Linked DNA regions of Mus musculus: region 1 is linked to region 2. Evidence: chromatin loops called from intact Hi-C (ENCODE). Cell type or tissue: heart. All regions are shown on one strand. Each heading gives the region's core, and the rest is flanking DNA. Links, peaks and the distances in the headings are about the cores only. Region 1 overlaps Gm40552 (a long non-coding RNA gene). Region 2 holds the start of Gm35326 (a long non-coding RNA gene).

Evidence for each region. Hi-C counts contacts between places; a loop is a spot of excess contacts. Peaks named below come from ENCODE experiments on the same cell type or tissue, not always from the same donor. Only the 100,000 strongest peaks of a DNase experiment are listed, where the experiment ranks them.
Region 1: a loop joins it to region 2, with 6 times the contacts of the local background. A loop is called at or near these places in 2 of 42 quality-filtered maps.

Annotation. Positions count from the first base shown.
Region 1 is chr12:97,341,464-97,353,615 of GRCm38, forward strand. It overlaps Gm40552 (a long non-coding RNA gene), which reads left to right. Exons shown (of 8, transcript XR_872918.1): 5 at 3,299-3,399; 6 at 5,015-5,145. Among named protein-coding and RNA genes, the nearest start is that of Gm40552, 110 kb to the left of the region's middle. In heart, for the core only: a CTCF peak has its summit at 5,435; no DNase peak of the experiment used is centred there.
Region 2 is chr12:97,867,679-97,879,830 of GRCm38, forward strand. Gm35326 (a long non-coding RNA gene) reads right to left here and starts at 6,071. Exons shown (of 3, transcript XR_381821.2): 1 at 5,815-6,071; 2 at 4,840-4,965; 3 at 2,508-3,097. In heart, for the core only: a CTCF peak has its summit at 4,956 (motif pointing left); no DNase peak of the experiment used is centred there.

The DNA.
Region 1 (12,152 bases), core at 1,616-9,615, 530 kb before region 2:
CAACTGAACTTACACATTTCTGAATAACTTCTTTGTATGAACATGTAATAATATGCTATATAATAAAAGTGCCATAGTTTATTCATGCAATACCCCAGTAATAGCCTATGTATTGTTTACATTCATATGTTATGCTATTATCAACTTAAGTGTATGTAATATTTGTCTATGAATAGGTTATAGTCATTATTTTTATCATAATATATTCGTATACATACATATAAATTTATCTTGATATATTGATATATCCTGTTATATATGGACTGAGAAGTATGGCTCTGTTTTCATCAAAATGATCAAGACAATGATCAAACCAAATCAGTATCTATTAAGCTACTGATTGTTAGGTATCACATTGCTGAAATACAGCAGCCACATGATGGTTAGGGATGACACAGATAAGATCTTACTCTGGAGCAAAAGCCAAGCTCTGGAGCAAAAGCTAAGCACACTAGTTTAGCACGTGAAACATAGTTTTGCCAAGCTGAACACTGGCAGGAAAGCTTCCTGCTCATTATAAAAGACTGTGCTTACCTGAACTCACAATCCCTTCCCTAAAGTCCAGCTCCCAAGTGCCAACATCACCTGGTCTCCTTTGCCTGCTACATTGGGTAGGAGCATCAGGGGAGTTAGCAGCAATGTGCAATATCAGTGCTGTTCCCTTTAAGTCATAAGCTCTCTTTACGTGAGCATGGATCTGAGAAGAGTAAAAATCTTAGACATGTCTCTGTTGTTTTTCAGATTGATGCTGTTCTTTGCATCAATAATAATCCATGCAAATGCATTATTCTTCCATGTAAAGTGACTTAAGGAGATGACACGCTCTTCTGAGGGATAGAGTTCAGGTGGTACTGCCCTTCCTAGCTCACCCTCAAATTCAGAATTTCCCAAATTTTAGATATTGATTCAACTATAATCACAAAGATTAAAACTAGTGTTTTCTTTACTTGAAAAATAGCATTTATGATTTATTTCACCAAAATATATTTACTTTAATGTAATTTATGTCTAGAAAGATCACTTCATATTTTAAAACGGCAGTGCCAGTATAAATAATAGTTATGAAAAGAAATGAAATTGCAGCATAAAACTAAAAAGCACTGCCTGAAGTGATTTGAATTATCATTTATGAAATTCTACTCTTGATCACTGTTATGTTTCCTGGAGAGAGCCACAATCCAACAGAAATCCAGAAGTGCCTGAGGTAAGGACCTGGGAGAAAGGATAGCACTTATCTCTAAGAGGCAACAAAGCTAGAACACCCCTCTCCTCTCATGTGCTATAGGGGAAGTGAAATACTTTCCTGTATGAAGAGGGTTTGCTATTGGAAACAGAGTTGACTTTCCCTGGTACAGTCTAATATAAGACACGTCACAGAGAAATGAGTCCTAGAGAGGAAATTAGTGCCTTGTCCTGTCTGTGCTGCTAGTGCGGGGTTCACAGGAGTCGACACAGCTGAGTGAATGATGCATGAGTCAAATGAACAAACCAAAGTGCAATCAACCAAAGTGCAGGACAAGCCAGAGGCAAAGTGACAGTATCTATGACTGTGGATGTTAGAGAGGAAGGATGACGGTATCCAGTGTGTGACTTGAGGCAGAAAGGGAGGCTTAGCACAGTCCAGTCTCAATACAATAGGAGTCACAGACAGCTCTTCTGACTTCCACTTTTTCTTGGGCTCTGTAGCAACATTCAACATCTCTGTCTTGAGGCTTCTTTGGCAGGCATTTCTTCCTTATCCTTCCCTGAATCTTGTGCTATGTATTTTAATAAGTCTCTTGGGTTAGCTTCTGTTCTTTGTATGGAAGGAAGCAGAAGAGTTTCTCAGTTCATAGTTTCAATGCATGTTTTGCCTGGTAATGTCTTTTATATAATTCACCAACACTTCCACACATCAACACCCTCTGTCTGGCTCTTCCAGGTAAAGGATTCCAGACACCAAGCCGCACCCCAGTTGGTAAGGGTATCCCTTTCCTAACTGTAAGGTTAGTTTTGTGTACCCTTGACACTAATGAGTCATTTGGGGGACAGAACCATCAAATTGCCTGTAGTCAAGCCTGTGGTATATTTTCCTGTTGAATGGCAGTGTGAATGCCACCACTGCCCAGATAGTCCTGGGTTTTCTATAAGAAAGCAGGCTGAGCAAGCCATGAGGAGCAAGCCAGTAAGCAGTTTGCCTCTATGCCTTCTTCTTTATTTTCTGCCTCTAGATTTTTGCATTGCCATCATTAGATGACAGACCTTGAAGTAGAAGTGGAGGTGAAATAAAACCATTCCTCTCCAAGTTGCTGGGGTCTTGATGTTTTATCACAGCAACAGGAGTCATTATGACACTAGACATCTTTCTACGGGACCCCTGATATCGCACCTACAGAGTTGAACTTTTCTTCTCTGGTCACCAAATCCTTGAAATTGCTCATGTTTCTACCAAATAACAATTTTGTCCTTATGTAGTATATGTAGCATGTTTTTCAATAAACATTTTCATTTTCTTTTGGAGAAAGGGTCTGACATGTATCCCCATCTGTACTGGAACTTACTCTGTAGACATCTCTGAAAGTGAACTCCATAATATCCATCTTCCTTTGTTTCCTGAGTGCTGAGTGGGGTTAAAGACATATGCCTTGCCTGGCGTAGTGGTGCACGCCTTTAACCCCAGCACTTGGGAGGCAGAGGCAGGCGGATTTCTGAGTTCGAGGCCAGCCTGGTCTACAAAGTGAGTTCCAGGACAACCAGGGCTACACAAAGAAACCCTGTGTCGAAAAAAAAAAGTCAGCCTCTACAACTGCCCTCATCTCATTTTGCTTAACAAATAGTAAGGATTAACAGATCATGTTTGGTAGTTTTTACATCTATCCAGTTTCCCTTCAAAGCTGATGAGTCTGTGCACCTGTACTGTCCATGTAATCACATGATCTCTGAATACTTCAAATACAGAAAAAGGACTGAAGGTCTGAAATTTTAAGGTGTTTCATTTCAATTAATCTAAGTGTAAATATAAATGCAAGGTATCTTATTAATTTTATACCAATGTTCTATTAAATGTTCATACATTTTATGTTCGCTAAAAATATTTGTAAGAACTGGAGTTACCTCTTATTTTTAATTTTAATTATGTGACCTTGAGACATTTCTTCTTTGCTTTCCATTTGTGTGTGTGTGTGTGTATGTGTGCTGTGCATACATTTTTGTGTGTTTGCTTGTGTGGGGGTACACATAAGTGCAGATGTGCACATACATGTGGAGGATGATATATAGAGTGATCCTCTAATTCTTTTCTGTCTTCTTCTTGAAGCAGGACCTCTAAATCAAATGCAGACTTCAGGATACAACTAGTCTCATGAGCAGCCAACTTGCTCTGAGGATCCCTGTCTCCATTTTCTAAGGCTCGAAAAGCAGGTAGACCACCGCACCCAACCAACATTTACCTAGATTCTAGAGATCTAATCTCCCATTGATATCCTTAAGCAGCAAGCGCTTTAGCCCCTGAGTTATCTCCCAGCTCATGAAAACAACTTTAATTAACTTTAATACTCCTACTAAGCAGAATTGATTTCAACCAGAGCAAGAGAAAACAGAATGGGACTAACTAATTTTTGAAAAGTTGGTATATACCAAATGTCAGACAATATGATTTATAACTTAGCCCACACAAACTTCATAATGTTTTTAATAACTATATAAAAATATCTTCTGATTTTTCCTATTGGAAAAAAAACTGAAGGGAACAAGGAGAGAAAGAATATTACAGAAGGTAACAATACAAATAAGGATAGAGCAGGACTATAGTACGTGTTCGGGTATATAGACAGAGATCACAGCATTTCCCCTTGACCCGGCTGTATATTACTGTTGGAACTGTGTAAAAAATAAAGGATGATGAAGGCTCTAAGAGAGATACCATCGCTAACTGTATCTCATAAAGATTTGGGCGATGCTATGTGGTTTGGCTGGTCAGCCTGCAGCTGCTGCTTTGGCATCTGTGTTCATGATACATGCCATGACACCCCATTCTCATGATACTCTCAAGGCAGCCAGGGTTGACCCCAGCTGTACCAATCCAGAGCTGCTTACTATCAGGGCTGGGAAATTACTCAATACTACATCACAGATGAGTGCCCAGAGTTCCAGCTGAGGCAGCCCTGGCTGGTATGTCTCTGTGGTCAGGTATCATTGATATCAGGCTCTATCCATCTTCTACCTAGACAGAAACAGGTAAGGGGTTGGCAGGGTTCTCTTAAAATAGGATCTTCTCTCTTTGTACCTGTGAAGGTAAAATCCCCTTGAAAATACTCACAACCCAGACCAAGGAGAAGGCAGTGTTTATTACTTAGGAAAAAATATTACGATTTCTTTCTGAAATTTATTTTCAGACTACAAAATGAGGTGAGGCTGACAAATAAGATTTTGTGGAGTTTCATAGATGCTTCTTTGGAGATTTATCCTCACCAGGTTTTTATAGAAGAGTCAAAACTGTTCCATGTAAGGTGCAATATTTTTCCATGCAATAATGCAAATTAAAATTTAAGAAGCCCTAATGATCATTTTTAGCTAAGGTGTAATAAGATTACTATAGAAATTATTGTGATAGAAATGGGACATTTTCTGGTCCATGTGCTCACAAATGGCACAAAATAAATGCCTGTAAGACTTAGTATTTGCATTTCACATAGCTGTGTACAAAGATCCACTACACTATGTGAATTGTTCTTAATCTCAGTTTTAAAGATGTAAAAATAATCAACTTTAATGAATTTGCTCAAAATGCCACACCACGATCATATAGGCCTTATATGTTAAAGTGAATTAGAGAAATTTTCATCTTCTAAATATTCTGTATAAGTATTGACAACTCTTCTCATACTTTCTCATATTTATTGCTTATTTGTTGGTTTATTGGTTAATGATTTTGCTCTGCCTTTCCTTACTAAAATTGATAGCCTGAAAAAATGACTGTTTTTCTTTTCTTACTTCATTCATTGTCAGTACACTTAATAAATATTTATGTTACCAGAAATACTTGTGAAGCTTCTGAAGGAAGGAAGGAAGCAATTAACAGATGTACCAATCTGCGACATCTATGAACCAGAACAATGGTGAACATGAAAAACTAGACATAAAGACGCAACCAATGGCAACTGACAGGTTGGTTGAAACCAAGAGCTCTCTAATTGGACTTAAAGTTCAGTCAACCCGAGCAGGATGGAAGTGGAATTACGTTTAATACTAGAACAAGCTCAACTTACTGGGCCTATTGAGGTCATGCATGTTAAGAAACAGTTTATTAATTGCCACATTTATAACAGCATAGTTCCCAACAATATTATCAATCTTACCCTGTACCCATCTATAAGTGTAGCTAATACTTTGCATCAGAGAATCAACTTTTTATAGCAAATTGAGATCACAGAAATCTACAAGTGTATACAATGCAGAGATCAACCAATCATGGGGAACTCAGCCACAAGGGGGACATGTACATCACAGTTCCTGTACCTATGACTCAAGAAATAGTAGGAAAGAGGGACACATAGTAAGAGCCAGAATACAAAGAACTCTACTGTGAAAGTCTTTCCTATAAAGTGGCTGCATAACACAGAGTGAAAGAATAGCAGGGTGAAACTTCACAGGTTCTCATCCCTACACACAGATAGAGGCCACTAATGATTTCTCAGAAAGAGCGAATTAGTGTCCCCACGGGATTAATCTATTATTGGTTATCTATCACCAACATAAAGACAGTTCTACCTATGAGAATGAAGCCTATAAATAAGACTGTCTAAAGCAGTGTTTTTTAACATGTGGGCTGCCACCACCTTTACATGGATTAACTAAGACCATTAGAACACAGATAATTACATTATGATTCATAACAGCAGAGGAATTATAGCTAATGAAGTATCACCAAAAATAACTTTATGTTTTGGGGTCAGCATAGCATGAGGAACTGCACTAAAAGGTCACAGCATTTGGAAGGTTGAGATCCACCGGTCTAAAGTCTTAGGAATAACCATTCTTATTCAGAGCATCAGACAGTTTATACTCTGAGGGTTAAGAAAAGCCACGAGAGTGAGCATCTCACGAGTTCAAGTTGTACACAACCGCAAGGACAAGCCACACATGGCAAAACTACATTATGTTTTTTAAGAGGCATGTAAAGGATGGTTTAGACATTTAATTAAATAACACCAGCAAGCAATAATGAGTAATCCCAAGTAAACTCTCTCCCATTTGCTACACCTGGGAGGACCATGAAAACACATTCCAATAATAATCCTGTGTTTTAAAGAAACTGAAGTCACAAGACTCTTCCACTGTTTTCTTGGAGCACTCAGAATTCTCCTCATAAGACCTCATTCCTGAACTGTGTTCCAACAGTTACCCAATAGCAAATAGCCAGCCAGGGAAATCATATAGACTTAAAAACTAAAAATGGACTCAGCAGGTTGTATTTGTTTTTGTACATTTAACTCTGTGTGTGTGTGTGTGTGTGTGTGTGTGTGTGTGTGTGAGAGAGAGAGAGAGAGAGAGAGAGAGAGAGAGAGAGAGAGAGAGAGAGAGAGAGAGAGGATATAAACAATCTAAGTAAATGAGGCTTTCAGTTTGAGACCTTGTGGTGTATGCAAGGGGATGGAAGGAAGACAATAGACACAGGACTGTAAGGAAGAAAGTGGGAGAGTATTATAACTCTAAAATTCATTTTTAAAGACCTTCACAATAAATATGAGAAGAATGGAAACACCATCACTAGATTTAGAGAATTTTCATCCAGCCACAGATTATCTAGCCAAAGAAACATATACCTCTACAATGAAATGTATATACGCTAAGTTCATTTTCAAAGTTTGGTAGCTTTAAATTCAATCTTCTTACTAATGATTCCAAGTAAAAATAGTAAACACTGGACTCTATACTAAATTCTAGAGCAAACCAGGCAAGTGCTTTCTTGTTAGCTCAGATTGTACCAGAATTACAAAGGCTTTGGAAACATCGAAGGAACAAATAGAGCTCTGGGCCTATCATTCCCACTGGCTCTGCAACACTGCCTTCACAGTTTCTAAATGAGTAATGCCATTTGTCTACTCACTCTTCCCCAAACCAAATGTTCTTGAATCCTTTTTATCTCTTACCTTGTAGCCAAACACATCAGCAGTTCCTGCCAGGTTCACCTCCAAAGTATATCTCCCAAATCTAGCTGCCATCCAGCACTGAATATTAACATCCAGCACTGAATTACCATCACCTCCTGCCAGGACTGCGAAAATGGTCTCCAAATTGTTATAGCTTTCAAATTTTCCTATGAACCACTAAGACTGAAGTCCAATTTATACTTAATCATTATACAATAATTTCAAGTGTATATTATAAAAATTATAAGTAAATAAACTCATACCAGTCAAGATTCCTAATATTTGTATTATATATTATGTACTCCCTCAAGTCCATCCTGAGCCTTATACAAACAAGAGAATTTTGAGTATATCTGATGTGTCCTTTTTACAATTCTCAGTTCAAAAGACTAATTCTTTTTTTTTTCAGTACTAGAAAGTAAACCTAAGATCTCACATGTTATGTAATTGCTTTAGCCCTGATCACAGCCACGGACATGGCTTAATTTTTTATAATTCTGTTTATACTTTGAGTATTTATACACCATATTTTGATCATATTTCTCTTCCTCCAACTCCTCCTACATGTTCCCATATCTCCTTACCCACCTAAAAAAGAGCAATGTTTGTCTATCTGGTTCTTTGTTTTTATTAACACTATGTGTTAGTACTCTTTTAGAGGTCTATAACTTAGATTTTATACTTGACATTAGAGGTTATACATTTATCAAAAGAAAAGTTTATCAAACCTTGAAGTACATCTATTTTTATTATTGCCAGAAGTTAAATTTTTGCTTACATGTGGACTTTTGCTTTATGTTATCCTAGGACACATTATGTGTTCTTTTTATTCTGGATTCCTTGTGCATCTAACACTTCATTTGCATTTATGTTGGGATTTCAGATGGGATAAGGTATCTTAAAGAAAGCTCAGAAGCCCTTCTTAGTCTGCATCATGCTCTAAAAGTGGACTCTTACAGAACCCTTGTTTATGTGCCCACTTTCCCACTTAGCCCAATCTTGCTGAAGGATGGGTTCCTATGACCCCTCTCCCTCTGTAGTTGTTATCTGGGATTGTCAGTGTTTTTCCAACTCCCAGCTGTCTGTCATCTCCAAGTTTCGACTCTCTTTCATAGCCTGGCAATAAAATTCTAGCTTTTTGCTTGAGATATCTTTGCCTTAATGCAAGAGATTTAGTGGGAGAGGGGGAAAGAGCCATTTCAGAGTGGGGGCATGAGAGAGAAATGGAGCGAGAGAGACAGGGAGACAGAGAGATGGAGAGACAGAGAGACATAGAGGAGGAACAAGACAGAGTCACCTTGAGTTCTTGCCAACCTGCACTCCATATGCTATAAAGCTCTCTTAAGGAACCCATTTCTGTGTGTGTGTGCTTTCCTTTCATAGCAGTCAATTTCCACCTTTTTTTTAAGTGACTTTATTATGCTTTCCTGTCACTTTATTTTTCAATATCTTGTCTTGACTTCGGATTCTTATTGAAAGGGTTGTTCTGTCATTACTGGGACCAAAATTTCCCTGTAGTGATTTTTATTCAATGTAGAACATATCCTGAAGTTTTACTTCTTTAATTTCTGCCAGGAACATCTTCATTCATTTGGAATAAAACCTCAGGAAAAGCTTTCTACTAGGGCTTCTCAACATTAGTTGTACAGAAAATCAACTGGTCTCCCAGGTATATATTATTCAGGGTTTTGTTTCCTTTGTACCTCTAGATATCAAGGTTAAAATGTCCATCATCCCTGAACTGTCCTTGCCTAGATGTTCGCTCTTCAGTCTCTTTCTCTATGCACTGGCCTTCATGCCTTAACTTGGAGAGAGTTAATTTTATGTGCAATTTGTGACCATTTTAGTATGCTAAAATATTTATTGACTCAAACACAATTAAGAATGTTTTTATATGTGTGTTTTGGGATGCAATTAACCTTTAAAGTCATGTCATGGCCGCTGTGTAAAGAACATCCCACTATATATTATGCTTGAACAGCACATGCTCCTTTGAAGACCTTTTTCCACACACACACAAAAATTACACAATTCGACAGTGCTCAAACTGTGGTGTCTTTAAGTTCTAGTCTCTAGACTGCCATTTTCAAACTTGAGCCTCAGCACCAGACTTTCACTGGGTGGCCTAATAGCTTGATGGTCTCTGAATTTGAACCATGATATCTTCCTGGGATCCTCAGCTTGGGGTTCTGAAGGCTTTAGACTTACCCATGCCCATTATTATATAAAGCATTAATTTAAACCCACTTTCTGTTATATGTTTAACATTTAACATTTACATGAAAATGCTTGTTCAGTAAATGTCACAAGGCATAGTGTAATGGAACGAAAAATGGTTGGCAGCCTGCACTATGAAAGAAATACTGAAAATCCCAAATGGGTGAATCTATCCCTGAAACAGATGCTCAGATATTCATCAAACATCTTTTCTTTTCTAGAATTCACTCTCAGAAATCATGTCTTGCTTTTCCTATTTCAGTGTCTGAATGAAGCAATGGCAATTCTCAAATTAATTGAAATTGATATCACTCTGTTTCACATCTTTTTCTTTTAAATGCTGGACCTGGAATCAGTCAAAAATACAATATCACTTTTATTAAAATTAAACTTGAATCACATGATGTCATAGTTTGCACTGGATCTGGAAGAATGGGTATCTTAGATCTTCATTCCTCATTTCATGCCCAAATTGTCTTTGAAGCAGACAAATGTGAAAGATTCCCCACAGGCCCTCACATGGGCTCCCACACAAGTGGAACAAATCAGATGTTAAACTAGAAAGATGAGAAAGTGCATTCTTTTTTATTTATTAATTCTTAAAAGTTATCAAATCTGTGTGTTTAATGAGTAAATTGGAGAGCATTGGTTCATATCCTCATCAGTTAGGTTAACTTTAGACTACAAGGAAACTCTTAGTTATGTTGATGTACAAATCACTTATCTCTGATGTTCAGCCAGTGGATCTATGTGGAGCAGCATATAGATGTGAATGAGGCATCTCTTCATCCCCATGATTATCTTCCTCAACAAAATAAAGGCACCAATATTCTTTCTTTCTCTCTTATTGGATATTTTATGTATTTACATTTCAAATGTTATCTCCTTTGCTAGTTTCCCCTTTGGAAAATCCCTATCACATTCCCTCCCTCCTCTGCTTTTATCATAGTGCTCCCTCACCCACTCACCCACTCCTGCCTCCCCGCCCTGGCATTCCCCACACTGGGGTATCAAGCCTTCACAGGACCAAGGGTCTCCTCTTCCATTGATGTCCAACAAGACCATCCTCTGCTACATATGCAGCTGGAGTCATAGGTCCCTCCATGTGTACTCCTTGGTTGGTGGTTTAGTCTCTGGGAACTCTGGGGGACTCTGATTGGTTGATAATGTTGTTCTTCCTATGGGGTTGCAAACCCCTTCAGCTCCTTCAGTCCTATCCCTAACTCCTCCATTGGGGACTCCCTGCTCAGAACAATGGTTGGCTGAGAGCATCTGCCTCTGTATTTGTCAGGCTCTGGCAGAGTCTCTCAGGAAACAGCTATATCAAACTCCTGTCAGCAAGCACGTCTTAGCATCTGCAATAATGTCTGGGTTTGGTGACTGTGTATGAGATGGATCCCCAGGTGGGGCAGTTTCAATGTCTGCCCCAGGTCTTTTTCTTCATCAACTGTAAGTTCATCAAGAATGTTCAACAGTTCTTGATCACAGTCATCAAAAGACACTGTTAAATATTTTTAATGTGAAAGTGATAATTGACAGTTTATGCATATGATCATTCATAACAATGGTCCTTGACAACAAGATGGAGAATTACCCAGAAGACAAAACTGTGAATAAGCTACAAGGGAGTTTCTAGATAATTTTGAATGATGAATAAAACCACCCTAAACATGATTCTGTGAGCTGGAGTCCTGAACTGCAAGAAAAAGAGAAACAGCTTGAGCATCAATGATTCATTTCTTTCTGCTTCCTAATATAAAAACAATATGATCAATTATCTCAAGGTCCTGTCACCATACCTCTCGTGTCACAATTAATGGCACCTTCACACTGTTAGCCAAAGTTTATACATTTTCTTCTTTAAATTGCTTTTGTACGATATTTTGTCCCAGCCACTAGAAATATAGCTAATATAATAGGTGACCCCCTTGAGGTCTTTTCTCAAATCAGAATTCATGTATACTTCAATCGATCATTGAAGTAAGTCATAGCCTTATTCACAGTGAAAGGTAAACTTTCTTTATATTACACACAACTACTCTTGGCCACACAGCTCTCTTGTTGAAAATATTAGATGTGTGCCTTGGAGTCTAACTTGTTCTTCATTGTATTATCCTTCGGAAAGAATATACCCTCTGACAGAAAGAAAATCACTCTTAAGAAAAAGCTTTCAGGTTGGCTCTGAGCAGCTCCTGGCATACTGATAAGTAAGGATGCATATTTAATGTTAGGGATAAAAGTAAAACCATCAACATTTTGAAATTGACTAGCTGCGTATGTATAGAAAACATATCCTCCCTTTAAAGGTCTTTTAACGTATATTTATTTTCCTAGTTTTAATAGGGACATGGGACAAATCAATATTTCCATCAGAGAGAAAGTGCCTTTTAAGCAGAAAACATTTTTTAGAAACTCCTTCCAACAGCGGTGCAGATGACATCACCAGAAGAAGAATTGTTTAACCAAAGGGGATCATTATCTGTCATTGGGATTTCTCTTCACTGAACAAGCAATTAGTCTGTCAAAGGTAGACTGAGTTCTTTAAATGAATGCCTGAAAGATGCTCACAACTCTGCCCAATGTTTCTGACAAATAGAAAGATAGGTTTTCATGCAGAAGGGAGGGTTCGCTGTATGCATTCATATTTCTATGGTTCACCCCAGTCTCTATTTTTACATTTTAAGTTTGAAATGTGCATTCTGTCACTCCATCCTTTCAGGTAGGACTGATACAGTTTACTGCTCAAGTCCATGACAAACTAGGAACAGCCATAAATAAATAGCAAAATAAATGTTATACAAGGAG
Region 2 (12,152 bases), core at 1,780-9,779:
TACAGGAAGATGAATCTTGGTGTAGCTACGATTTGCATTTTGCTGATGAACAAAGATGCCAAACATTTTTGTGTATATATTGGCCACTTGCACTTTTGAGAATTGTCTCTTTAATCTGTTAGTCAGTTATTGATTATATTACTTGTGAGTGTGGTATTTAATTCTTTTATCAGCTCATGCTGATAGAAGAAAGGGAAACTCGTATGCCGTTTGCCATATGCTCTCCCTGTATCTGCCAAGTGCCCAGAGTTAATGGCACCTAGGAGCAATGGGCACAACTATATTTTACTTTGAAAATAAAGAGAGCCAGAACTTCTGAGGAGATTGGTTGACAACAGTTCTGTGACAAGGAAATTAAACTTAGCCTAGAAAGTCCTGTGATTCTGGGAATTAAGGGGATGTTCAACTACTGATAGAGAGAACACACTGAAAAGGCATACAGCCAGCTAGAAAGCCTCAATGCCCAAATCTGGAAGAATGTGAGCATCAAAATAGATCATGAGAGCAATAACCATAGTGCAATGAATTCTAAAATAAACACCAGTGAGTCTACTGTTACATTAAGTAGATATATATGTAAATAAATGGGGGTATATGGTGGCTTTTTCTTATTATAAGACCCAATTAACAAGGAAATACATATGGAAACAGTGAGGCTCAACCAACCAAACAGCACAGTAACAATGTTAGACCTGGTCCACAAAATGACAATAAGGTAAGTGGGTGAAAGTATGAAATATTTCTTTATAATCAGATATGTTACTAATTAATTTCAAAGAGAAAAACAGTAACTTAATGGGGGAAACCCTTGCTGAGACTTTGAAAGTCAGTGTATCAGAATTAACATGAGCAGTGAGAAGACACATCAAAGGCATCTAAAGATATCATACATGAAGATGGTCACATCACCAGTGTACTTGTTGCCCAAATACATAGTGTTAATTATCTCAATGAAACAGTTGGACAAGTGCAAATCAAAGAAAACTGGCACATGCTTTTTGAAATCTGAGAGGTTGTGGAAGATGTGGTGATTTGAATATGCCTGGCCCAGGAGGTGGCACTATTAAGTGTTTCACTCTGGGGGTGGTCAATGAGACCCTCCTAGAACCATGTAGACCCAGTCTTCTATCAGCCTTCAGATGAAGATGTAGAACACGCAGTTCCTCCTGCACCATGCTTGCCTTGGTGCAACCATACTTCTGCCTTGATAATAATGGACCAAACTTCAGAACCGGTAAGCCAACCCCAATTAAATATTGTCCTTATAAGAGTTGGCTTCGTCATGGTATCTCTTCACAGAAAAGCAAACCCTAACTAAATCAGAAGTTGATATCAGGAATGGGGGTTATGCTTGGGCTCAACAACATGGACTTCCATTCACCAAGGCTGACCTGGCTACAGCTGCTGCTGAATGTCAGATCTGCCAACAGCAGAGACCAACACTGAGCCCCAGATATGGTGCCATTCCTCGAGGTGACCAGCCAGCAATCTGATGACAAGTTGACTACATTGGAACACTTCTTCTGTAGTAAAAACAACATTTTGTCCTTAATGGAGTAGATACTTACTCTGGTTATGGATTTGTCTTTTCTGCATATAATGCCAAAACCACCACAGAAGATAAGATCTAACATCCTAATTCCTGCACTTAGGAGGTAGAGGCAGGAATATTAGTAGATCAACTACAAAGGCATGCAATCTCTGTCTGTCATATGAAACCCAATTTCAAACAAAACAAAATGAAGAATTGTTGACATTTGGCAAGAATGACCTACAACTAAGTGAAATGTGAGGTCTTTGAGCACATTTCAGAACTTGTGATAGCAAAGAGTCGACAGATTAGTCTACAGAGCTCTAGCAATGCCAGTTCCCTGACACCTGGGCACTGCCTATGTAACCAGTGAATATTGCAGATGGCGTGTGACAAATGTGTAAGAATTCTCTGCATTATTTTTTTTGTGAGTTTTCTATAAGCCTTCCAAAACAGTACAAATAATATTTTAAAACTTCTATCATAGAATAGAAGAGGATAAAAGTTACACACACACACACACACACACACACACACACACACACACACACACACACACACACACATACACACACCACTGCCAAGAAATACAAAGAAACCTTAAAAGGCCAGGGTCTGTTTACAAAGCTGCAATAGGCATTGTGATGGTGTAACCAATATGCCCAGGATAGAGGTTACAAGAAACAAAATTACTTAAATGTAGAGGTGTATATTTTCTTTACACTTGCTTAAAAATGAACAACTTAATGCTGATAAGAAGTACACTCTTGTTTTACCATTTACACCCATGAAACTTTGATTTTTCTATCATATTTTCTCTATTCCTAGAGGATGATATATTCTTTTATAAAATCTCATACATCCATGGGTTGATATGATGCAAAATATAGCACATTGATCCCAAACTATTGATGACAAATCTAATCCTCATGAGTTACTATGAGTAAACTTTCCTTCCTAGAATTAAGTGGTGGTGAAGTATTTCTGGTGAATCAGTATTGCTATTCAGATTGGCCTGGTTGCATGGATTCCAAAGTGTTTGCTTCTAATATTTTAACATTAAAAAAAATCAAGAGCAGGAAAAGAAACAAATTTCACAGTGTACACTACTGAAGTTGGATGTTAATGTTTTATCAAACGTGTTCATTAATCCATTTGTTTCTATTGAGTCATCAATTCATTTTACTGTTTGGTGCACTTCAGAATAAACAGTTGACCTCCATACACTTTGCCCATGACTTCAGCAACCATCTTATTAACCCGTGAGTCTTAACTTAATCACTGTATTTTTCCAGCTCTATTGAAATCAATATACTTAGCAGTTATTAGATTCTGTCTTCATCTCCATTTGACCTTGAGTGTCAAAGTAGTTTGATCTTCAAAAATTGGCCGTAAGGAAGAATCCCAGAAATCAGAGGAGGTCCTTGAACTGGTCCCAAGCTGTAGTGCCAGACACACTCTTGGCTTTGAGCTCTTTCCATACACTCTGCTCCTCAAACTATTCCAAGCAGGTAGACAACAGTATAGTTCTTTTCTCAGGCAGTGTTGAGCACATAGCAGTGTCGCCTATCAATATAAAATTTGGTATTTTAGTGAGAACATCTATTTTATCTGACTCTATTTGAAGATAGATATAGATAGACATAGATAGATACAGATGATATGTAGACATAGAAACATAAAGATAGATAGATAGATAGATAGATAGATAGATAGATAGATAGATAGATAGATAGATGGATGGATATGTAGATATAGAGATATATGATTCTTCCTAGGGAAGAACTGTATAAAATAATTTCACAGACAAAGTCTTTCCTTTATGACTGCCTGGATATGAGCTGAACAAGGACAACAATAGTCATTGTGGTTGGGGCAGAGACCACAAGGTCTCCACCTTATATAGTGACTTCCAGTAACTAAGGAAAGCTGAAAGCAAGCAGGAGAAAGAGTCTGCCCCAGGAAAGAGCAAAGCAACTGGTTATCCAATACCAACAAGTTACATTATACAAACTGAGCAGGGTGAACTCATGTATGTATTCAGAAATGTGCATGTGTGCGTGTGCATGTGCGTGTGTGTGTGTGTGTGTGTGTGTGTGTGTGTGTGTGTGTGTGTGTGTGTGAAAAAACAATTAGAAAAAAGATAGGCCATGATTTTTTAAGAGGAAGGAGAGGTATATGAGAAAGTTTGCAAGGAGGAAAGAAAATAGGGAAATGATGTAATTAAAATCTCCAAAAATAAAAATTCATTTATAAAAGTAGGTATCTGACAAATTTTAAAAAAATCTAAAATGATTTAAGACATAAAGGAAACAAGTCAAGGTTTCTACAACTGTTGAGGACCTTGGGCTCGCTCTCTAGACTCTGCCCTCCCAGACTGACTTCCAGACAGACTGACTCCCAGACTCCTAGACTGCACTGTCTCTTGCCTGCCACTTCCCACCATTGACTTAGGTTTAGCTTCCTTCACCCCAAACCCTCATTTGCTTCCCTACATTACACATTCACTATAGATCATTTTTGTTTATCTATCTATCCTGGTGATTAGTGAGAATCTGTGTCCATTAAGCTGACTTTGATGCATCATTAAATAGAAGACAAAGGAGAAGAGAGGTAACGAAATGTCAATAGTGGGTGATATTTATGGCATTCCCCCGGCATGGGAACCAACGATGGTTCTGGCTTTTAACCGGAGTCTCAACCCTATGACTCACTGTTTGGAAGACCTTGTGAGTTACAACCTCTAGCTTCCTGTCTTGGTAGAGAATGCCCACTGGAATTAATAGGTGCAGAAAGCATCTTGTGACCTGCTTCTGCCATACTGCCTCAGTCTCCCAAAGCATACAGCGCAGCACTCACAGCCACATCAGAGGCTCAGTAGGCCCTTATTTTCCTGGAACACTGAGTTGAGAGACAACACAGAATTCACCTCTATTTCAACCTTGACCTTCCTGAGTGAGCATCAATGTTTTGGAAACAGCAAGACCCTAAATTTTTAACTCATATATGCTTATGCAATAATGAAAATAGTTATTGAGCATAAATAAATAAATAAATATGCTCTCTAATTTGTTTCTTCTACCAGCCTCTCCTAGCATTCAGAATAGCACCTTTAAAAGGGTTCTTTAAGGCTTTAGCTTCTTACCTCAGTACTACTGTTAACCATATCTCCCTCTCCCTCCCCCTCCCCCTCTCCCTCTCCCTCTCCCCCTTTTTCTCACCTTCCCCCTCCGCTTTTCCCTCCCTATCTCCCTCTCCTCCTCTCACCTTTAGGAGACCATCATATGCCTGGGGTGGTTGGTTATTACCTTATCCCTAAAATGTTGGAATTGACTGTGGCTGTAGGAGGCAAGGTGGTGAACTTGAGTCTCCACAGACTAACAGTTCTCAGCTCTCTGCTGCCCTCTCGTGGGAACTTGGCACAGTGGTTGTTCCTAGAGGGAAGCACTCTGTCATTGTTGAGCTAGGTGGCAGGAACCATATGATATTGTTTTAAGTATACATACACCAAAAGAAGACACAAGAAATAATTTTCACCCCTTCTATTACTATTAAGTACATGGATAGAGTTTCATTTTATTAATAATAATAGCTTTCAGCATCCATTTAATGTAATATAACATATTTCAAATGCCTGGGATGTTCTCCCTCTTTTGCCTTTATTTCCACTTCCTGTTGATCTTTGTTTCTATTTCCTGTTAATCTAGGTTTTATATTTTATGCCTTTCTAACTCTTTCTAACTCCCTGCCTCCATTTTTCCCATTCACACACCAGTCTAAAATTCCTTAACTTGCTTTTCAGTGATATCGCACTATGTCTGCTAGACCCGCATCTCTCTATTCTGATTTGAATACAGAAGAGCACGGCGGGCATTGAGAGTCATGATTGTCTTTTATCTCCTCCAAGAAACGTCCAAAAGTTCTGCATTATTAAAGGAAATGAAAGGAATTAAAGAGAATATCATAGTGACCTATAGAAATGACAAGAGGTATTACGTTGATGGATGGGTACTGAAAAAAATAAAAAATTAAAAGATGGCCACTTTCAACTCTCGTCGAAGACAGGTCCTCTGTAATTCATTTTTTGTACCTAGATATCCAAGGGTGTTTACAGCTAATGAGCATGCTCCCCAGAGGTATATTCTAAGTCACTGTAACTATCACTAAATAAGTCAGTTTAGCTTAAGGAGGACCTTTGGTTATTCATCATAACCTGGTAAAAGCCTTCTTACTACCCTCCACCACCTGAGGCATGTTTTTATTTCTCTTCCAAACACTGGTACCTTGGTTTCATTTGGTTTGATGTGGTTTCTTTTTCCTCCCAACACATCACATTGGAGCTCTGCAGTCAACTTTTTCTTTCCTCTGTCTCCCCAGAAACAATAGTGTTGCCTCGGTGTAGATGGAGAGAAAGGCAATAAAGAGCGCGAAGTTCCTGGCTTTCCTGTGTAGGGAGGAGATGAAGCACAATGTGGATGCGGGACATCCAATGCTCACATCTTCAGGGCAAGTAGAGGGAGCTGGACCACTGCAGCTTCCCTGGCAGCAAGGCAATGAAAAGGGGGAGGGGGATCACCTTAAAAATATATAGCATGATTGTCAATGATAACAGCAGAAAAATCAGCCGTGCCCACTCACAACCCCAGACACACAGGAGATGTGGGCAATGTTAATAGTTTCTAGATCTGAACAAAGCACATCCTCTTGCTCCCAAAATTCCATGAGGACCTAGATAGGCCTTTTCTAGCCAGGGATCCGTCACAATGAACATCCCTCAAGCCCTCTTTCAATGATGTTTAAAACTTCAGATACAATGAAATAACCCGCCTAAATAAAATAACCTATCTCTGTAATAAACTCATAATCAATAACCAAGACTCTCATTCTCTGAAGGTGATCCTCCTAGGTTGTAAACTCTGAAGCAGAACCTGAACCTAATGGAGAGATTGGAAGGAAGGGAGTAGAGAAACAAGATTAGACCAAGAGAAGCTGGATACTAACGCAGGGAGGTTGACGCCTTGATTCCAGTTGGTACCAAAGAGTTCAAGCAGCCTCCGAGATTTAGATTAAGGAGAGGAAGATGGGGTTTTATAACCTCAAATTAAAAGCCATTACATCAAGTCTACCCCAGAAGGCCATCACCCTGGACGTACAATCTTGCCCTTGTGAATCATGATGCTGACACTCTTAGTGGGTAAGACAATAAGTGTCCCTTTTAAAGCAAGGAGTTGGGTCCTCTGTACCCAGCAGTTAGTGTCCTGCCTCTTGTGATAGGAGCTAAGGTAGACCTATGTCCCTATGCCACCTTCCACTGTATGCCAGCAATTGTCATTATTGTCTTTTTCTATTGGAGTATTAAGACATAAAAATAAGTTCCCGATCTAAAGTCACCCGGCCTTCCAGGAGAGGCTAGGAAGTCCTCCTGTAGTTCTTCAAATAACGTAGGGAAAACCAACTATCCATGGGATCTAGCAGTGAGTCCTGGTTGATCCCTGTTGCTCCAATGCTCTAAAGAAGGTGCTTACAAGGGACTTGTAGCCTGAAATGACTGAGACCCACTTGACCCTCTCTGGCCACTCCCCCTGCACCATTCTTCCCTGGACTCAGTGGTCAGAGCCCAGTAACTTTAGCCAGAATACAAATCCCTCTATCATGCCATCTTCCATCTCAGCTGTTCTAGGAGAGTCGCTGCAAAAGCAGGCAGTTTTAAAGATTAGACTGCATGCATTCTCAGGCCACGGTGCTGATAATCTATGCAGCCAAGTGGTTTCAGCTTCCATGGGTTCACCCTGGGCACTGCCCATGAAGCCAATGGTTAGAGAACCTAGGTTTGCCTATGGGCGGGTTCACCATTCAGCTCAGGAGAGTTGCTTCATGCTCTTTAACTCACCAACTCTCTCAAGCTCCTCCACACGAGGCAACTTCCAGAAACGCCTGCCTGCTTTCATTTTCTATTTCTTCTCCTCACTCGTCTGAATTCCACTGTTCCTATCACTTCATTGGAGAACACACACCCCCATCTGATTGGCTGACAAAAATTGTATTTATGATCTCCTCCAAGAAGTTTCTCTCATGTATGAATAATAAACCAAGAGACAAACTTGGCAGGTTTTCTTGTGTGTATGAAAATAAGAAATTTGTGAGCCAGTTAATGGGATTTTAATAGACCCAGCACTGCTTCGTGCCTCGTGCATTTGCTGTGGCATCTCCCCATCATTTTGGATCTTGCCTAAATTTTTCTATTCAGAAGAGCATGGAAATCGTCTTTCTCTAGCTCACAGCCAGGAGCGGGCAAAGAACTTTTTATGCACCTTCCTTGCATGGAGCAAAAATGGATCTCCGGTATAATACCTAGGTTTTGTTATCTAAAACTAATCATTAGCAAAGGATACAGTAAAGTTCAAAGCACCCCATTCGAGTTATCACCTCCACATTGCTGTTTATCTAAGGATGCAGGGGAGTCAGAACGATGTGCTTCTTGGTTCAAGATCATGCCTGATCATGAAAGACAGAAAATCATCACCAGCTGAAAAAAAAAAAAAAAAAGCATTTATTTATAGAAAATGATTAGAAGTCACCTATGCTGGTCCGATGGTCAGATGTTGACAGCCCCCAAATCTTCCTTGTGATTTATGATTTCACTGAGAGAGAGTGTTAAATAGAAACAACCTTCATCCTCTCATCATGGCAGAGAATGGCTGATCTCAGAGTTCAGTGTACCTATGGAGAAGACAGAGAAGGTAAACAAATAACACTTATGTTTCATGGTCCGTCTTTAAGCTTCTCCACGAGACAAGGCTAACCAACCACGGAAGTGCTACATGGAAAAACTCAACACTGTTAAAGCAAACTGCAGATTCTGTTTGCTTTACCCTCGCTCCGCACAAATGTGCACCCACCACTGTTTAACTAAGGATTTTTTTTTCAGAAATGGTGGTCTTCACATCCTTCTTTTGCTTGTACTTTCTCACCAGTCATTTCCTTAGCCACTCAGAGTCTATCCATGTAAACTAAAACCCATCTCATCCCAAAGATTCCTCTTTCGCAGACACTGTGTCCTTTCTTTGCTCTGATGCCCTTCAAGTACTTCAGCATTTGCCATATATTTAGGGTGTGTGCTGACCTGAGTTCTAACACCCATTATTTTGGTTTCCAGAGCTTAAATATCATGGTTGAGGCTTATTTACTGTTTCTGCCTGTCTCTAGATTGCTTCTCTCTCTCTCTCTCTCTCTCTCTCTCTGTCTCTTTCTGTCTCTCCCTGTCTCTCTGTCTCTCTGTCTCTGTCTCTCCCTCTCTCTGTCTTTCTGTGTCTCTCTCTCTCTGTCTCTCTGTCCCTCTCTCCTCCCCCCTCTCCTCTCCTCTCCTCTGCCTCCCTCCCTCCCTTCTCTCTCTCTATTCTTTGTGTATCTTCTACCTCCTGGACTCAGCTCTCTGTCATTGGTCTACATGTCTTCTTTTGACTATTTCCTACTAACTGACCCCTTATTGTGCTTCTTGTTCACAAACACAATAAAAACAAAAACACTGGAACCTACCAGCCATGTGACTATGGAGAACCTGACTTAGATACAGTGCTGATGTCAGCCTCACACTGGAATCTGTTCAGCGCATTTGGCCTCACTCTTATCTGCCAAGGACAGGATGCCACAATCTTTGGTGACAAAAATACATAAACAAACAAAAAAGAAAGACCTGTGTATAAGACATCACTCAGGCAAGACTGAGGATGTGTTAAACATCCAACATGTTACATGTCTTTAAAACCATTTCCATAATTTCTTCACCTTTTTCATCCCTCCAGGAACTGGACACATGGAGAAATGGCCACTAAAATTCTACCCAGCCTTGATATGATGGTATATACCTAGTCTTACTGTAACTTGTTATACTATGTTTGTTTGATACCTTAGGATTTTACTGCTGTGAACAGACACTGTGACCAAGGCAACTCTTATAAGACAACATTTAATAGGGGTTGGCTTACAGGTTTAGAGGTTCAGCCCATTATCATCAAGGTAGAAGCATGGCAGCATCCAGGCAGGCATGGTGCAGGAGGAGCTGAGAGTTCTACATCTTCATATGAAGGCTTCTAGGAGAAGACTGGCCTCCAGGCAACTAGGACAAGAGTCTTAAAGCCCACACCCACAGTGACACGCCTATTCCAACAAGGCCCCATCTCCAAATAGCGCCACTCCCTGAGCTAGGTTTACTCAAACCACCACAATATTTCTGAGAAGTTTACCATTTTCTGAAAGGATACAGAGAAGGAGTAGACCTAGGGGAGAGGGGAGGACAAGGGGAAGGACTAGGAGTGGGGGGGGGGGGAGGATAAACTGTGGTTGTGATGTAAAAGTAGTAAAAATAATTTTAAAAAAACAATAAAATTAAATTTAGAAAACCACCCACACCTTTATGTAATTTTGCTTACAATTCATTGTGTGTCATAGAACTCAGGGCCTACTTCCAAATAAACAGTAAGTCTCCTGAAGTTTATATGAGTGTTTGCTGCATCTTCTCTTTCCTTTCCTTCCCCCTGCACATATTCCTGAAACAATAATCTTTAATGTTTTGACTCAAATAGGATGCATTAGGACAACTTCTCTGGCTAAGCATCTTTGATGAATCATGTGCACTGTGAATTAGGTAGAGACAAATATTTTCTAAGTCTAGTGTAATTTCTGCAAGACACACTAAAATGACTGCCCCTCAAAGGATGGGCCAAATGACTGTTAATTGAATTCCCTTCTATGACAACATTTTGGAATCTTAAAATATCCATAGAAGCTGCGTGGTTCAGGCTTTAATTTGTTCAAGTTTGATGTCATGCCTGACAAATGGTCACTGAGGCTAGAGAAGGACACGGCCGGTGACGGGAAGAACTTTTAGCAGGAAAAAGCTTTCTGTGTATTGAGCCAAAATCCATCTTCCTGTAATGCCCTCTCATTCGTCCTAATTCTAAATAAGGCTCAATAGAGAAAGACCAATTTTAGTTTCCACATAAAAGTCTGTTAAGTGTCTAAAAATGGCAATTAAGCACTTACCAATTGCATTTTACGGGGCTAAATGTATAGAATTAGCTGAGTTGGGAATTCTTTTTTTCCCCTTTGGTTTGGTTTTGGTAGAATATGCTTTCATCAATTACAGCTGCAGTATCAATGGGAAATCATCAATTATTCCTTTCATTCCTCGTTTGATAGAATGTTGAAGTTCGAATTGCTCCTATCATCTTCAAAGTAGCTTACTTTTGTACTTACTTTCTTATATTAAATATAATTCTTCATAGAACTAAATCTCACCTCTAGTAGGACTATGTATGTCTCTGATTTTTTTACTTTTTCTTTCTTTCCTATTTTTTTTGGAGGGGGGGATTCAAATAAAATGCCTCATGAAAAGATCGCACTATGACCTTGTGTGGTTTCTTGACCTTCCTCTGTCACTTCATGTGATTGGGTTATGCTGTGTTGTCAAGTTGACCACTATAGGCTCATTTGCTAGTACTTTGATATTCCTACTAACAACGAACCTGATAACTGACACATAGCAGCCGAGAAATGAAATACCCTAAAACAGGCATTCTCACCCTTCCTCATGCTGTAGCTCTTTAATTCAGCTCTTCGTGTTGTGGTGACCTCCCTCCAACCATAAAATTATTTCCATCACTACTTCATAACTGTAATGTTGCTACTGTTATGAATCATAATATAAATATCCTATATGCAAGATATCTGATATGAAACCCCCAAAGGAGTTGTGACCCACAGGCCGAGAACTGCTGAATGACTCAGCCAGTCTTAGTGGTCGATTCCTTCCCTACACTAAACCTATACTACTAAACTACGCCACCTTCCTTTTTACTTTGACTATTTTCAACCCTATCAGATCCCTTCCAAACAGAGTTGCTTCACAATTCTGGTTTATCAAAATTCCCCAAACCTTTGCTCTACATTTTAACATTATAGCAGTGGTATAAAACTTCTAATATCTTTTCAAATGAGATACTGAATTAAGATACAGAACCAGCAACAGAAGTTCCTGATCTCTCACTGGCAATCTCTCTCAAGTGACCACAGCGCAATTATCAGACCTTGTAAATATAGCTCCTGAAATAATATAAGTCCATCCATCACTGCCAAGCCCATATTTCTCATTTTTACACATATACACAAACACACACACACAAATTGATATCACCTTTCAAATGCTTTCCTGAAGCTGGGCTATCAAAATAATTACTGATATTGTAATTCTTCAGAGAGATATATTCTATAAGAAAAAAGAGATATAAACTGAGTTTATTATAGGATTAGTTCACATGTTTACGGGGGCTGAGGGATCCATAACATGCCACCTCACAGCTGCATATTTTAGTCCAATTTCAAACCCCTAAGAATGACAAATGACCAGAGTCGGGTAGGGGTGGCAACCAACATTGGGACAAGAATCTGAAGAGAAGAGAACTTGAGAGGAGAAGGAGGAGGAGGAGGAGGAGGAGGAGGAGGAGGAGGAGGAGGAGGAGGAGGAGAAGAAGGAGAAGGAGAAGGAGAAGGAGAAGGAGAAGGAGAAGGAGAAGGAGAAGGAGAAGGAGAAGGAGAAGGAGAAGGAGAAGGAGAAGGAGAAGGA